Linked DNA regions of Homo sapiens: region 2 is linked to region 1. A link is a loop called in an ENCODE intact Hi-C map of the cell type or tissue named here. Cell type or tissue: chondrocyte. All regions are shown on one strand. Links, peaks and the distances in the headings refer to the core of each region. The heading gives the core; the rest is flanking DNA.

Region 1 (2,907 bases), core at 151-2,650:
TCACGATAGAAGACAGCTCTGTGGATCCCCTTCAGATGATACGGTTTAATGGGGTATTGGGGAAATAAGAAGCCATCCGAGCACAAGCGGTCCCTGAGGGTGGGCCACCTCTTCGGCTCCTTGTCATCCATAATGGTCGGCTGCAAATTGTAGCCTGCAGCCGTATTTCAGCTCGCCTTCGGGGATCGCCGCCTCCGAAGAGCAACAACAGGCAAAGCAGTCTGTCCACGGACCTTCGCACAGACTCTCAGCGCCTCCCGCCTCTCAGCAGAAACGCCCAACAGAAGGGTTAGAACCAGCGAGCACGCGCACCTTAGCCGGCCCTGCCCAACAGGCCCGAGGCAGAGAAACCGCCCTAGCAGCTCTCGCGCGCCCAGTGCAGGCGGCGGTTGCTGCGGAGGTGCCGCGGGAGGGCGGGGCTCCCTGGAGCGCGAGGCGCGCCCTGCCCCAGGGCCTGTTTAACTGTCGCCCGCGCGCTCTTCTCTTCCACAGGCTCCCGACGCTCGGAGCCCCCCGCGCTGGGCCCTCTGCAGCCCAGGGATGGGGTTGAGTGGTGCTTCTCCGCCTAGTGCCACCGCTGGGCCCACAGCCCGACATCGCCACTGCGTCGCCCCCGGGGTCCGCGCTGATGGGTGCGAGGCGGGAGGACGGGATCTGGGGTTGCCACAGCTGCAGCCAGCGCACCACTTGCAGGCGGCACTGCAGCTCGGGCTCCGGCGGGGGCTGGCGGGGCTCCCGTGGGATGGCCTCCTGAGCCCTGAGTGCGCCGCCATCCGGCCGGAGGGTGCGCGCCTCCTGCACCCCCGGCCGAAGCCCATGCCCGGCGCTCCTGCCGCAGACTGCCTGACTTGCCGCGGCCAGGCTGGCCCCGGGGTCCGCGCGGCTGGAGGCGCAGGCCTGGTCGGGGATTCCCAATCCTCGGGGACCCCTGCTCCATGTGCTGGTGGCGGCTGCAGCTGCAGCGCCCGTGGGCTGACGTGGCTTCCCGGAGCTGCGGCCGGCCAGCGCCCAAGGGCCCACAGGCTGCGCTGCCCTTGCCAGCTGCTTCTGACCCGCGCCCGGAGCGCAGGACCTGGCGCTTGGCACTCTGCAGCCACCGGGATGAGGCTGAGCGCCGGTTTTCGGCCTCGTGGCGCCGCTGGGGCCACAGCCTGACTTCACCACCCCGTCGCCCAAGTCCTATGATGGGCAGGTGTGAGGAGGGGCAATCGGGGTTCCCAAGGCTGCTGCCTGCATGCCACTCCGTGAGGAAGTTGAAATACATGGTCTCTAAGATTCCTTCCAGCTCTTCACCTCATGAGACATATAAATCAAGTAACATTCGTTATTGTGATTAGAAAAGCTGCATTTACACACGTTAGCCACTAGATGGGGACGTGCGATTGTTACAATGCTGAAGGTTTCCCGTATTTCTTTATTTTTTATTTGGCCGCTAGAGGGCACGCCTGCACTGCACTTAAAGTTGACTACTTTCAAGGAAAGACAAAGGAATTCTTGGATTTCTCCATTTTCCTCATCACCTGTGCTTATCAGAGAATTCCAGGGGCAAGCTACCCTTTCCAATTCATCACTAACTTATAAACAAAATTCTAAGGAGTAAGGAATGCTTCTTACTTACTTCCTATAACATACGTAAGAATGAACGCTCAAAATAAAAGTAATTTATTTAAAACTTGTGTTGAGTAATTATAACTGCAAAATTTTTGCTCATGTTTTTCATATGCTGTTCATTTGCAAATTATTAGAAATCTACATATTCTGTTCATCTCAGCATTATTTATAACAGGGAAAAATTAGACACTAGCCAAAAATCTAAAAACAGGGAACAGTAAGGAAAAAGCAAATGGTTCTTTAAATCATCATCACTAAAAGTGGTTGTGACTTAAAATAATGACATAAAAGATGCTTCTACGTTGTTGAGTAAAACATCAAGATAAATTTAAAATTCTATTTCGAGCTTAACATATTCATTTAAAAAGAGAAAAGAAATTTTAGAGAGTTTATCTTGTTGGATTATCGGATGTTATTTTTCTCTTTTTAATGCCATATACTTTTCAAATTTTCAGTGGGCTGGTATTACTTTTGTATTTAAAAAAGAAAAATATAAGGAAAAAGAAACCTGTCACACACTTTCTAGTGGATTTTACTGATCAGTCATCTCTGTATTTCTGGCATCAGCAAACTGAGCCAGAAACTCAGTGCCTCCCATTTCTTTCTTTTTTTTTTTTTAGACGGAGTCTTGCTCTGTTGCCCAGGCTAGAGTTCAGTGGCTCAAACTTGGCTCGCTGCAACCTCTGCCTCCCCGGTTCAAGTGATTCTTCTGCCTCAGCCTCCCAATTAGCTGGGATTACAGGTGCCCGCCACCACACCCGGCTAATTTTTGTATTTTAGTAGAAACGGGGTTTCACCATCTTGACCAGGCTGGTCTCGACTCCTGACCTTGTGACCCACTGGCCTCTGCCTCCCAAAGTGCTGGGATTAACAGACCTGAGCCACCGCGCCAGGCCAAGTGCCTCCCATTTCTTGTATTCACCTTTAAAACTCCTGCAATGAAGGACTCCCTCCTCCCTCATCTAACCTATTATGTGTGTGGTGAGTTCTGACTATGATATCATTCCTGATGTGAAACCGAAGTCTCCCTCTTCTAATTCCATCCACTGGTTCAGTTCTGCCTTCTGACAGAGTCCACGCCAGACTTCACATTTCTCCCAATCGTCTTTGTCCTACAAGGGCTTTCTATTCTTCAAGCTAAAGAGATACCAGTGATTCCATTCATTCATTCAGTTAACATTTAGGGGCCACATCTTGTGCTATGTCCTGAGATTTGCCAATGAGCAGAGCTCAGAGTATTGAAAAGACAAACACATACACCAGGCATTTTACTATGCTGTGTTGTGTGCATGACAG
Region 2 (2,907 bases), core at 246-2,745, 180 kb after region 1:
AAAAATACACTGATGCTCTGGGTTGTACAGATTATGTAATTTTTCTTTATATTTTTATGTGTAAAAGAAATGCTTAAGTTAGGCCAGGCGCAATGGCTCATGCCTGTAATCCCGAGCACTTTGGGAGGCCAAGGTGGGTGGATCACCTGAGGTCAGGAGTTCAAGACCAGCCTGGCCAACATGGTAAAATGTCTCTACTAAAAATACAAAAATTAGCCGGGCGTGGTGGTGCGCACCTGCAGTCCCAGCTACTGGGAGGGCTGAGGCACGAGAATTGCTTGAACCTGGTAGGTAAAGATTGCAGTGAGCCACTGCACTCCAGCCTGGGTGATAGAGTGAGACTCCGTCTCAAAAAAAAAAAGAAATGCATAAGTGCATTATCTTTTAGCCTCTTAATTAATACTGTAGAAAACAAAAGAATATGAAGGCAAGATCCAAAGGAGTATCCAGAACATTCTGGGTGATGAACCAGCAGGCCGCTGGTGTAACTATGTTCGAGACAGTTGGTCTCAGGAACGGAGTCACAGCTCACCCAGTCCTACTCTGTCCTTGCTACACAGGACTGAGGCTTTGCTGGTTCTCGATGCTGGGCTGTGCAATTATGTCTAGGCCAGGGTTGTCTCCCCAGCTGCTTTATAATTCCTTTGAAAGTCCTAAAGCACACAGTGGGCCCTCAATAAGTCCTTGCTGATTATCACCCCATCACACCTTCTTTCCTAGGCACAGAAATACAGGAAGCAATAATGAGTTTCATAAGAAGTGGAGGAATCATAACAGGAGCATTGGAACATCAGACAGCTGGATCCTCCGAGTGGCCTGGCAGTCCTGGCTCCTTCCGGAGTGGCCAACCCAGCTTCCTAGGCTGAACACCGGACTGGCCTCCAGGAGCAGGAGGGTGATGAGGAAAAAGGCAGCTCATCCAAGCTGCTGTCTAGTTATCCCCATCTGTCCATCTGTCTCCTCAGCAAACACATTCTTAGTCACCACCTGGAGCCTGTGACTCTCCCAGTTATCTAAAGGGACAAACCCTTGGCCTCCTCTTCCCACTGGTGCACTACTGTGCAACCTGCACAGGCTGTGGTCATCTGACCCACTTCCTCTCTTTCATTCATAGGACTTGATGTAAATCAAGGCTCTGAGGGGACGATGGTGCCCATATAGACCCACATTGAACTGTCAGTTGTCAGGAGCTATAAAATCCTTCCAGCAGCCACGGGCAGGCTGGCAAGACTCCTAGTGGGTGGCACAGCCCTGCCCCCTGCTGCTCAACATGGAAGCTGCAGGATAGGTGACCCTGGCCAGGCTGGGAGTCTTTATGGACTCTACTGGGACAGTGGCCTCCAGACACCGGTTTTGAAAATTCATCTCTTAAATTGAGTTCTCTGCAGATCTCCCCTTGTTCTAGATTGAATTGTATCCCTCTAAAATTCATATGTTGAAGGTCTAATCCCCAGTATCTCAGAATGTGACCCTATTTGGAGATAGGGTGTTACAGATACAGTTAAGATCAAGTCATAATGAAGTAGTGTGGTCCCTAATGCAATATGACTGGTGTCCTTATTAAAAGGAAATGTGGGCAACACGTGCATGCAGGGAACACAAAGGCAGGGACTGGGGTGATGCAGCTCACACGCCAGCAACCACAAAAAGCTGGGACAGAGTTCTAGAACATTCTCCCTCACTGCCCTCAGAAGGAGCCAGCCCTGCTCACACCTTGCTTTTGGACTTCCAGCCTCCAAAAATGTGAGACAATAAATTTTTATTGTTTAAGCCACTCAGTTTGTGGCACTTTGTTACAGCAGCTGATTATGACCAAACTAATACACTCCTCGTCCAGGGTGTTCTTAGGGTAGTTGGGAGTGGTTTTAAGGCTTTACGGCATGCATATTATGAATTCTAAAGATTTCTCCGAAAACTTCGCCAAGAAATTACACAGTGGAATGGAAAATGCATTGGATCCCAGAAGACCAAGGTTCTAGACCAGGGAAGAGCTGTGTGACTTGGAACAAATGCTAAGCTCTGAGCATCGTTTATAAATGAAAGATCTGTACCTGATGCCCTCTAAAGTGCCTTTCAGCATTAAACTACATTTGTTTAAATATTGGGCTCAATCCTGTCTAGGGAAATGCAAACTGAAATATACACACATACCCTGAACAGTCCCAAGCCCCCAAAAGCAGAGAACATTTTAAGAAAAAAATTTAAAAATAACAAAGTAAAGACCGGGTGCTGTGGCTCACACCTGTAATCCCAGCACTTTGGGAGGCTGAGGCAGGCGGATCACCTGAGGTCAGGAGTTCAAGACCGGCCTGGACAACATGGTGAAACCATATCTCTACTAAAAATATAAAAATTAGCTGGGCATGGTGGCATGCACCTGTAAGCCCAGCTACTCAAGAGGCTGAGGCAGGAGCATTGCTTGAACCTGGGAGTCAGAAGTTGCAGTGAGCCAAGATTGTGCCATTGAACTCCAGCCTAGGCAACAGAGCAAGACTCCAATGTCAAAAAACAAAACAAAACAAAACAAAAACACCAGACTGCGCAGGAGCTTGCTGACGAGCTCAGAAGGTGGTAGTGGGACAAATATAGCCAAGCGAATGCTCACCTGCCTGCATGATCACCACGAAACCCTGTGATTGGGCTTCCCATGTGTTTTGCTTACAGTGGAGATGACCCTGGTCGGGCTAGCAAGGCCTGACTCATCCTGCCAGCATGTATTTCTTGGACTGCTAAATGTGTCTTTCTCTTGGGAGCCTGGTTAGACACTGAGTTCAACCAACTCTGGTCTCTGACATGGTGGAGTTTCCCAGCCCACAGAACTGAGGTGCAGCTCCTGGGACACAGAAATGCACACAGCTGACCACTCCGGAGTCACCTGGGGACACCCCAACCTGCACCCACAAAGTT

The links. Peaks named below come from ENCODE experiments on the same cell type or tissue, not always from the same donor. Only the 100,000 strongest peaks of a DNase experiment are listed, where the experiment ranks them.
Region 2: a loop joins it to region 1, with 4 times the contacts of the local background. A loop is called at or near these places in 25 of 110 quality-filtered maps.

What each region holds. Positions count from the first base shown.
Region 1 is chr2:95,991,578-95,994,484 of GRCh38, forward strand. ANKRD36C (ankyrin repeat domain 36C) reads right to left here and starts at 247. Exons shown (of 88, transcript NM_001393982.1): 1 at 1-247. The coding sequence starts at 131. RefSeq lists silencers at 384-433, 464-523, 884-1,063. In chondrocyte, for the core only: a CTCF peak has its summit at 1,444 (motif pointing right); no DNase peak of the experiment used is centred there.
Region 2 is chr2:96,173,454-96,176,360 of GRCh38, forward strand. No RefSeq gene overlaps it. Among named protein-coding and RNA genes, the nearest start is that of DUSP2, 29 kb to the left of the region's middle. RefSeq lists a silencer at 1,203-1,252 and an enhancer at 2,537-2,716. In chondrocyte, for the core only: CTCF peaks have their summits at 1,258 (motif pointing left) and 1,469; no DNase peak of the experiment used is centred there.